Linked DNA regions of Homo sapiens: all the other regions are linked to region 1. A link is a contact called in ENCODE Hi-C or POLR2A ChIA-PET data. All regions are on one chromosome and are shown on one strand. Each heading gives the region's core, a stretch centred on a gene start or an enhancer-like site at or near the end of the contact. The rest is flanking DNA. Distances are from core to core; before and after follow the strand shown.

Region 1 (3,089 bases), core at 60-2,559:
TTCTTCACTAGAAATAGAAAACATAAAAAAAAAAAAAACTGGTAAGAGGATAAAAATCTCGGTCATCCCAGTTGGCCCAAGATTTTCAAAAGAACAATCCTAACTCTGAGAAAATGCTCAGGTTTTGTTTTCCTTCATTCTGTACTTATGGTTCCACACTTAGGCAGACTCGGCTTAAACCCATGTGGCTCTGTGGGGTACCTGCCCCCAGTCCAATCAGTGTGTGGCCCTGGGACAGCCACAGGGTGAACAGCCACACTTTCCAAATGCCGTTTGCTGTCACTCCACAAAGAAGCCACCTGCAGTGCAATTCCACTGACAGATCCATGACAAGACCAGAATAACACATCATTAATGACTTAAGCCAAAGGAAAAGGTATCAATAAAGCAGATATTTTATAAAAAGACAATAATTAACCAAACACCCACGTGCTGGCAGACACTGTTATTTCACAGCAGATTCAATGTGGTGGCAACACAGCTGATTTGGGAGTGAAATAATTGATGCTTTAGGCATACGTGGTGCTGAAAACAGGATTTTCTTCCATTTGAGAGTGGAGCTGCACTGCTGACTAAAAACATCCATTTCTATAATCAGCAACCTGAAGGCTTTCTTAACACAGAAGGGCCAGAGAATATTCCGTCTCCACGGTCGCCCCCGCCTGAGCATCTGCGTTGAGGCTTCCTGTGTTCAGTTGTTGGACATCACTCAGCTGAAGCAGCTGAGAAATCAGCTCCATTACTGCACCCACAGCTTCGCAACTGGACATTTAAAATGAAGCAACATAGGCCGGGTGCGGTGGCTCACACTTGTAATCCCAGCACTTTGGGAGGCCGAGGCAGGTGGATCACTTGAGGCCAGAAGTTCGAGGCCACACTGGCCAACATGGTGAAACCCCGTCTCTACTAAAAATACAAAAATTAGCCGGGTTTGGTGGCACATGCCTGTAGTCCCAGCTACTCGGGAGGCTGAAGCAGGAGAATCTCTTGAACCTGGGAAGCAGAGGCTGCAGTGAGCCGAGATCGCCACTGCACTCCAGCTTGGGCCACAAAGCCCAGGCTGTCTCCAAAATGAAATAAAAGAAAAAAGTAAAATGCTGCCATAGAGATTAATTAAATCTAGGCTAATATCCTCCCAAGTAATAAACATAAAGTTACTTAAACAGCTGAGCCAGGCGCCCGCCAGTGTCGAGGGTGCTGTAGTGAGACAGGTGCACAGTGAGCATCCAGGAAATGTGGAGAGACCGCAAAACGAGGAGGCACAGAGGAGACGCGGGCCCCAGCGGGGGGAGTCAGTGACACGCCATGAAAACACACAACACGGACGTGGAAGGATAGAATATGCCAACACCGGGGAGGTGTCGACTGCGCTGTTAACTGAAGCGTACAACAGATAAAAGGAACTACAAAGCAACATTGTAAGTTCAAAAGGTGGCACAAGCCACTGAGAAAGGTTTCGAGTGTTAGGTTATATTCGCGGCAGATGTGGGGGTCTCTGGTGAGAGGAGGCCGTGGAGACCCTCAGAGCCTGACTTCACAGGACACGAGGCTCAGTGCAGGGGTCCACAGACCACAGTGAAGGCGAGAGCTGGGACTGCCAGCGAGTCCAGGAGCACAGTGGGTCTGGAGATGAGATGAGGCTGCAAATAAGGAAACTGACAAAGCCATCCAGGCTCCATGGCAACGGCACAGCTTCCGGAAACACGTTTCTTTCTGAATGAGAGGCTGCGGGAGGCAACAGGGAGGAAACCGGAGGTGGAGGCCGCCCCACGCGTCTGCCCAGCACCTCCTGGAGGGTGGATCTCCGAGCTGGGGGCCTCATCTGAAAGGGGCTGGAGTCTTTCACAGTTGGCATGGCAATGAAAAAAGGTATGAAAAGGCAGTTAACACATTTCAGGACAAGCAGATCAGAGCCAGCCCTGCAGGCATCTAGGCAGATGAGTAGGTACTTTTGGAATGTGGAGTTTGAGTGCAGGCTGCATGAGATCGCTTGGGAGCAGGCACCTTCAGCCTGCCGTGAAGTTTGACTGCCTAGTAAGCACATGCCTGCACCCTCAGCCTGTCGTGAAGTTTGAGTGTGTGGTAAGCTCGTGCCTGCACCCTCAGCCCGCCGTGAAGTTTGAGTGTGTGGTAAGCTCGTGCCTGCACCCTCAGCCCGCCGTGAAGTTTGAGTGCGTGGTAAGCACATGCCTGCACCCTCAGCCTGTCGTGAAGTTTGAGTGTGTGGTAAGCACATGCCTGCATCCTCAGCCCGCCCTGAAGTTTCAATGCGTGGTAAGCTCGTGCCTGCACCCTCAGCCCGCCGTGAAGTTTGAGTGCGTGGTAAGCACATGCCTGCACCCTCAGCCTGCCGTGAAGTTTGAGTGCCTGGTAAGCACATGCCTGCACCCTCAGCCTGCCGTGAAGTTTGAGTGCCTGGTAAGCACATGCCTGCATCCTCAGCCCGCCCTGAAGTTTCAATGCGTGGTAAGCACATGCCTGCACCCTCAGCCCACCATGAAGTTTGAATACCTGGTACGCACATGCCTGCACCCTCAGCCCCCCATGAAGTTTGAGTGTGCGGTAAGCACATGCCTGCACCCTCAGCCCACCATGAAGTTTGAATACCTGGTAAGCACGTGCCTGCACCCTCAGCCCACCGTGAAGTTTGAGTGTGTAGTAAGCACCTGCCTGCATCCTCAGCCAGTCGTGAAGTTTGAATGCCTGGTAAGCACGTGCCTGCATCCTCAGCCCGCCCTGAGGTTTGAGTGTGTGGTAAGCACCTGCCTGCACCCTCAGCCTGCCTGTGAGGTTTGAGTGTGTGGTAAGCACATGCCTGCATCCTCAGCCTGCCGTGAGGTTTGAGTGTGTGGTAAGCACATGCCTGCACCCTCACCCCGCCGTGAAGTTTGAGCACACGCTTACCACATGCCAGGTTCTATGTTAGGCTCCAGCTGCCCAAGAGTGAGCAGGGGGAAGCAGCCGCCCTCACGGGACCCAAAGTGTAGCATGAAGGTCAGTTGTGAGCTGGCGTGAATTCGGAAACCAGCTTCCGGAGCATTGAGCGAAGGTTCGCCTTGTGAGCAGCGCACGTCGTCTAGATGCTGCCC
Region 2 (3,288 bases), core at 152-2,651, 78 kb after region 1:
GGAACAGCTGGGACCAAAACCTGCCTTGAATGAGGCGAGCTGTGCAGAGCCGCTGGGTCAAGACCCGGCTCCACCGCGCTCAGGAAACGAGTCTGCATCTCTCTCGCCGCTCAAGCGCCGCCTCCTACAACACTCCTCCCTGACTCAGCTCGACAAAACTCGTCCATTTTCCACTATTCAGGGAGTTAAATTAAATTTCTTATCACTTGTTTCAGCCACACTGGCCCATGCCGGGCAGCTCAGGACCATCCAGGCCTCCCTCAGGCCACCTACATTCAAGTTTCCGAGGATGCTCTCAGACCAAGGTGGGCGGTGACCCTCATGCACCCCCTATTTCCGCCCCATAACCATCTATTCAGCAATGAGACAAAAATCCCATCTGAACTCTATTCCATAATATGCAAAGCATATGCCCTAAGTTACAAGCGCTATTCAGTTTTCATACAGGAAACACTGTCTGGGTCCCCATAACAAATAGACACACTCTGGGCCTACCCTGTCTTTTGGTGAGTGCTTGCTGGTTGTCCTAATAAGAGAATCTTCCTCTCGGAATATTAACTGCTATTTTTATTAATGAGGCTCTTCTGAACAGTCTTTCTGCAATAACCATTGTAACACTGTTTAAATAGCTTTTTGTGTTAAGACAGGGCCTTCAATATCACCTAAGTAAACCATTTTGATTTAAAGATAATTAAAAACCTTTCTGATGGAAAATTTTCCCCAATGTCCTGTTTAAAATTTCCACTCTTGGTCAAATGAAGTAAATGAATTGATTTAACCATTAAAAGTATTTATTGAGTATCTGCCATGTTTCAAACATTCAGCTAAACAGAGCAGTCTATCAGAAACACAGTAGGTGCATTCCAGTCTCACCACACAGCTTTGCTGACCCCACAGCCCCCCAGGTGCTTGCTGGCATCCTAGCCTGTGGGCACTGACCTGCTGCCATGGCCAAAAGCCGCGTATCCTCAAGAGAACACGAGAGAGCATTGCGAGGGATGCATTCTTGGGAGAAGGTGAAGAACACCGCGAGGGACGTGCTAGAAGCTGCTGGCCTGTTTTCAACCCACAGCCCCAAGAGCCACTGGCTCGAGACTCCTGGGCTGAGGGGCCACGGGGCCACCCCTCTGCCTTCCCGCACCCTGCGCACTGCACGGCTGTCCACTTTGCAGCCTTGGTTGCACTTTCTCCAGCTACTTGCTGTGGAAACTATAATAAAGTTTAGTCTTGAAGGCACTGGGTAACCTCTGTTTTATGGTTTTTAAAAAATCATTCCTCTTCTTTCTCCTCTCCTCAATTCAAAGACACCTGTTTCATGAAGACCAAGTGAGAAAATTAGTTAAGTGTTAAATAAATGCATGTAGAAACTGTATTAGTCTGTTTTCATGCTGCTGATAAAGACATACCCAAGACTGGACAATTTACAAAAGAAAGAGGTTTAATTGGACTCACAGTTCCACGTGGCTGGGGAGGCCTCCAAACATGGCAGAAGGCCAGGAGGAGCAAATCACGTCATACGTGGATGGCAGCAGGCAAAGAGAGAGCTGTGCATGGAAACTCCCGTTTTTAAAGCCATCAGATCTCGTGAGACCCATTCACTACCATGAGAACAGCATGGGAGAGACCCACCCCTGTGATTCAATCATCTCCCACCAGGTCCTTCCACACACGTGAGGATTATGGGAGCTACAAGATGAGATTTGAGTGGGGACACAGAGCCAAACCATATCCAAGAACAAATACACTAAAAGCCAAAACCAAAGCAACCTCTAAGCCTGACAAGTCAGCTGTCCAGGGGCCACTGCCCCCCCACACCCAGAGAAGCTTCCTGGTGGCAGTGAGATGCCTCCAGGACAGGGGACCAGAAGACAGGAGGGTCTGGCCACGGTGGTGAGGGACCCCCAGCAGGTGTCTGGGCTGCAGACAGACGCCTCAATGTTTTCAACTTGGGGAACAGAGCCACACCGTCAAGAGAGACAGCCTTTCACTCACTGCAGCCAAGCCTCTCCGTACCTTCCCAGTCAGCAGCAGTTGTTTCAAGAGATTTCGAAGAAGAAACAGGTTCGACCTCGATGCCAGCTCTACACAGCAGTGACAGAATAGCCCCAAGGTTTAGTCACCTAAAGCCAGTGAGAGAGGAAGTACAGGCGAGCCCCCAAAGCTCCTGTCCAAATGGACAGAAACCTATTTGTCTTGGTTGCCTCCTGATCCCGGCCTCAAACGGTGCTTTGTAATCTCTGTGTTTTCTTTGGATTCACTGAAGTGGGGGATTGTTACGCATTTGTGAGCTGCACTAAATGCTACCTCTTTCAGTAACAACTCTCCCAGGATTAAAGACGATAAAAAAGCCACTGGCTGGCAAGCCCCCAAGCTGAACACAGACCTAGATGTGTATCACCCTCCCCACAAGTTATTTTTTCCACCGAATTAAATTCCAGATGTTTACAAGCACAGATACCTGTGTTTCTCTGGTCAGAAACGTGATGTGGCCCATTGTGTGGAAGCCCAGAGAGGCGCTCGGAGGCCCCCATATCGTGACGCTAAACGCGGAAATCCAGTGAAATCATCTTTGCGAAAAACTGGCTCACTTTGCTTTTTAAGATGCGGTCGTGAACGGGAGCTAGGGCACCTCCGTTCCCCGCGAACCGAATCCATCTCAGGTCCTTCTAGTCGGCATGGCTGCGTGCCCAAACACACCCAGGGTTAAACTGGGGTTCCGCCGCCTGTCCCGTAATCCCACACGGGGGACTTTACGGAGGGCCCACGCCTGGCCTCCAGTGTCGGTGGAACCAGTCCCACGGCGGCCTCACAGCCCTGCGGCGGGGCCCGCGCCCGGCCTCGGGTCACAAACGCCCGCCCTTCTGCCTGCCCCTCGTCTGGCTCTGCGTTTCTCCTCAGCATGTTGTCACCTGACACGCTGTGGACTCGATTTGATTTGTGCGTCCTCATTCTGTCCTCGCTAGGATGGAGGTTCCACGAGAACAGGGCTTTCCTCTGGCTGCTGACGACGGAGCTCCCGGCACCTGCACGAGTGCGTGGCGCGTGGGAGCAGGTGTGCGCTGAGTGCTCGGTGCAGTTGCTGGCAGCGCGTGCACGTCCGCAGCTGTGAGCGTAGCTCTAGCAGTGTAGACACCTGGGAAAGTCGGGGCCCAATCAGTGAGCTGCTCCTGCCCCTCATCCGCTCCAAATTTTGAGTCTGTGTCACCCACTTTGCAGCTTTTCCATCTACTCTGATAGAATCGTCTCGATAGGACAATGCCTATTCCTGTTCTGAGCCTAAGTTCTATC
Region 3 (3,466 bases), core at 639-3,138, 110 kb after region 1:
AGACCCCGTGCAGGAAGAGAGAAAGGACGCGGGGACGGGCGCAGACGGGGCCTCTCCGGGAGCTGGGGGATCGGGGCGCGGAGCCTTCCGCCCGCACCGCCCGCGCTCACGTGCGCCTGGGCCAGCACCTTCCCGCCGCGGTCCTGCGACTGCCCCGATCATGGTGCAGGCCTTTAATTCTCGCCCACTCCGCCTCTCTGATTGCACTCAGAACACCTTTCCCAAACAGATCGCGGACTTGGAAGACGTCCAGCTCTTGCCCAGAAAGCACCAATCGAATGGGAAAGTGCGCAACTGATTGATAATACATTTTACAAGAATAAAATAAAAGAGGCAAATTGCTGAACTTTCACAGATGTGCCGGGCTTCGGCCAAAGAGCCAAACTTTCTTAAAGACGAGTCCGGGAGGCAAGTGCCCTCCTGCGGGCGTTCCCTGCCGGGGCGCGAGGGACCCGCGGGCCGAGGGTCCAGCGCAGAGGAGCGCGCAGATGGCGCGGTCCTTGCCGGGGAGGGACCTTCGCTCGTCCTCTCGCAGGGGGTCTGGGGAGGGGGTGCAGGTCCTGCCCCTCCTCGGGTGGTCAGCTGTGCGCACCTCGGGGGCCGTGGAGAGTCCTCACCCGCCCATCTCCTGCCTCCTGGCCGCCCCGCCTCGGGGACCAGGGCTTGGGGACCCGAACCTGGGGACTGGGCTCGGGCGGGGCAGACCCCTCGAGGTCCGGAGAGCGGATCCCTCCAAAACGGATGGACTCTAATTGACTTATTAAATGTCGAAGCAATCAGGCAGCTCCCTTTTTAATAGCCCAAGATCTACATTTAGACAAAAACAGAACCGAGTTCCTGGTAAAGGCGTTTCTTCTCATCCTGTCACAAGTGACAGGAACGGAGGGAAACAGACTGGGGGAGGGGCGGGGGGAGGAGAACAGGGGGAAGAGGAGGAGACGGGGAGTGGGGGAAGGTGGGGCAGGAGAGGAGGAGACGGGAGATGGGGAAGGTGGGGAGGGAAGGGGCGCGGGAGACGGGGCGCGGGCGAGGGGGAGACGCGGTGGAGATGCGGGTGGGGGGACCGGGCGGGGGCGGGGGCGGAGTTGAGGGGGAGCGGGAGACGGGGGGAGGCGAGAGCGAGGTGAGGCGGGGGGACTGACGAAGATCCGCATGGGGGTACTAACACTTCAGCGGCTTCTAATTAAAGCCCCGCTCGGAGCCCTTGGGGACCCGCCTGACGTCGGCGGGCGCGGGGATAAGAAGCTCCCCGAGGTCTGAGGCGGGACTCGGAGCCGGCGCACCCCAGGTCGGCCGTGGGTCCAGCGCTCGGAGCGGCCGAGTCCCCGCGTCCCGTGCGCTCCGCCCGCCGGGCATGGAGTAGTGGCGCAGCTCGGGGCGCGGGGACAGACGTGCGCACAGACGGCGACGACTCCGGCGGCTCCAGGTAACCGGCCCGGCCACGACGCGCAGGTGGCTCCCGGGTGGCGCCGGGCAGGTGCGGGAGGGCGCCATGGCCGGGAGGTGGAGGGGCTTCCAGCACGTGGCGCGGCCGGGGCCAGCGCGAGGGTCCGCACCCGGCCTCCTCCGTGGGCTTCGGGGACTCGGCGCTCGCCGGCGACCACCGCGCAAAGGCGACGCTGGAAACTTGAGCGCGGCCGCCGGGCCCGGCGCGCGGCGCCGCCTTCTTGGAGAGCGGTAGGCGCGGGAGCGCGGCCCCTCCGAGGTCCGCCCGCGGCCGGGGAGCTGCCTGGCACCCGCGGCTTCCAAAGGGGAAAGAAAGTTGCGCCCGCGCCAGGCGCAGCGCGCTCGGCGGACGCGGCCTTTCGGGCGAAAGTTAGGAGGGGCCGGGCTGGCGGGCGGGCGGGTTCCGGGGGCTCCTTTCCGCACCAGCGGCGGTCGCTCCCCGTGGGCGGGACCTCGGGCGTGATCGTCGAGGAGACCGCGGCTCCCTCACCTGCCGGCTTGTTCCTCGGGGTCCGCGGAGGTGAGGGGCCGGGTCCAGCGCCAGCGGCTCCTCCCGCCTCCCCTCCCCTCCCCCGCCCCGCGCTCCGTCCCCCTCCCCCGCTGACTTTCTCTCCGGCCCCCCGCGCCCCTTCTCTCGCAGCGAGCCCAGCTCTCGGCGCGTGTCGGAGTCTCCCAGCCCCGCGGCCCCGAGCGCACGATGCGCGGACCCGGGCACCCCCTCCTCCTGGGGCTGCTGCTGGTGCTGGGGGCGGCGGGGCGCGGCCGGGGGGGCGCGGAGCCCCGGGAGCCGGCGGACGGACAGGCGCTGCTGCGGCTGGTGGTGGAACTCGTCCAGGAGCTGCGGAAGCACCACTCGGCGGAGCACAAGGGCCTGCAGCTCCTCGGGCGGGACTGCGCCCTGGGCCGCGCGGAGGCGGCGGGGCTGGGGCCTTCGCCGGAGCAGCGAGTGGGTGAGTGGGGCCGAGCGCGCCCGAGGGCCGGGGCTGCTGGGAAATAGAATTGTCTTTGAGAAACACGTTTCAAAAAGAGACATCAATTTTGACCACTGAACAGCAGGATTCCTTTTTTTTTTTTTTTTTTTTTTAAGAAAAAGAAAATAGCAGCAATAGGTCCGCGCATGAGGCCTGGCGGAGAAGCGCCTGGTCTCCTTCTGGCGCGCGTGAGCTGCGGCGCGGGTCGGTGGTTTCCACACTAAACTGTCAACCGTCACTTTGGAAATGGAAGCATTTCCAGCAAAGCTTTCCCAACTGAAAAGGAAGCATCCAGGCTCCTTCATGGCCCTGCCCAGAGTGGTGGCCCACGGGGAATTTCCCAGGAAAGCATGAAAGCGTCTAATGCTTTTGTGACACAATCAGGTCAAACATGATAAGGTCAGTTTTATCCCGGCTGCGTCAAGTTAGGAGTGAATGAAGACTCACTAGGGGGTCAGCTGTGGATGCGAATGCTCCTCTTCAGAGGGCGTGACTTCACACACAGTCGGGGCTCAGCCAGGAGCCCTGAACGGGGGAGTGAAGATGGAGAGGGCTGTAAATACGCAAAAACAAAGCTGAACTCAAGAAGAACGCCCTTGCAGGGTTCTCCCCACCCACTGTGTGCGGAGAACCCTGGTGGAAGAAGTTTGCTTGGCAGAGTCTTTCCCTGGGATTCTTACCCTACAAACCAGGTTCATGCATATTCCCACTAATTTACACCTCACTGAAACGTGGTCTTTTAATCCTTACTCTAAATATGTATCTAGATAAAGTAATGTTCTGTAACCCATTTTTTTGTTTGAAGGGTCAGGTTTTCTCTAAAAACTTTGAAATGTTGTGGGATTTGATTCCCAAGGTCCTTAAAACTAAAGTGCCTAAAAGTGACTTATTCACTGGAAGTTAAATGTTTAAAAGAAAAAAAAAACAGTTTTCTTACCTCTGTAACTTCGTGGTCTCTGTCTGCATCCCACGGGGTAGACAGCCGACATAATCCTGGAGCTTCAGGAGCAGTTACTGTTATTTCAAGGAAAATAAATGTCCCTGATATT

Evidence for each region. A loop is a pair of places that touch in the nucleus more often than their neighbours do. ChIA-PET counts read pairs that join two places held with the same protein, here RNA polymerase II (POLR2A). Pooled maps may share reads with other maps.
Region 2: a loop to region 1 is called in a map of chondrocyte, with 4 times the contacts of the local background. The contact joins the promoter of LINC01865 here to the enhancer-like site in region 1. A Hi-C loop is called at or near these places in 2 of 168 maps with a recorded cell type or tissue (chondrocyte and endothelial cell of hepatic sinusoid) and 5 of 50 pooled maps.
Region 3: a pooled map shows a loop between it and region 1 (5-fold over the local background). The contact joins the promoter of ALKAL2 here to the enhancer-like site in region 1. A Hi-C loop is called at or near these places in 1 of 168 maps with a recorded cell type or tissue (dorsolateral prefrontal cortex) and 4 of 50 pooled maps. POLR2A ChIA-PET finds 5 or more read pairs at or near these places in 1 of 52 experiments (H1).

Annotation. Positions count from the first base shown.
Region 1 is chr2:392,756-395,844 of GRCh38, reverse strand. No RefSeq gene overlaps it. Among named protein-coding and RNA genes, the nearest start is that of LINC01865, 78 kb to the right of the region's middle. RefSeq lists an enhancer at 1,507-2,206. Within about 2 kb of position 1,309, at least 7 of the 41 ENCODE cell types and tissues checked have a DNase peak (open chromatin) inside an H3K27ac peak, as active enhancers do; they include dorsolateral prefrontal cortex, where a contact is called at or near this core.
Region 2 is chr2:314,397-317,684 of GRCh38, reverse strand. LINC01865 (long intergenic non-protein coding RNA 1865) reads right to left here and starts at 1,401. Exons shown (of 4, transcript NR_146953.1): 1 at 940-1,401. RefSeq lists an enhancer at 2,441-3,010.
Region 3 is chr2:286,513-289,978 of GRCh38, reverse strand. ALKAL2 (ALK and LTK ligand 2) reads left to right here and starts at 1,888. Exons shown (of 6, transcript NM_001002919.3): 1 at 1,888-1,966; 2 at 2,087-2,396. The coding sequence starts at 2,144. It overlaps LOC101927262 (a long non-coding RNA gene), which reads right to left. Exons shown (of 3, transcript XR_007085917.1): 1 at 3,355-3,466. RefSeq lists a silencer at 2,324-2,373.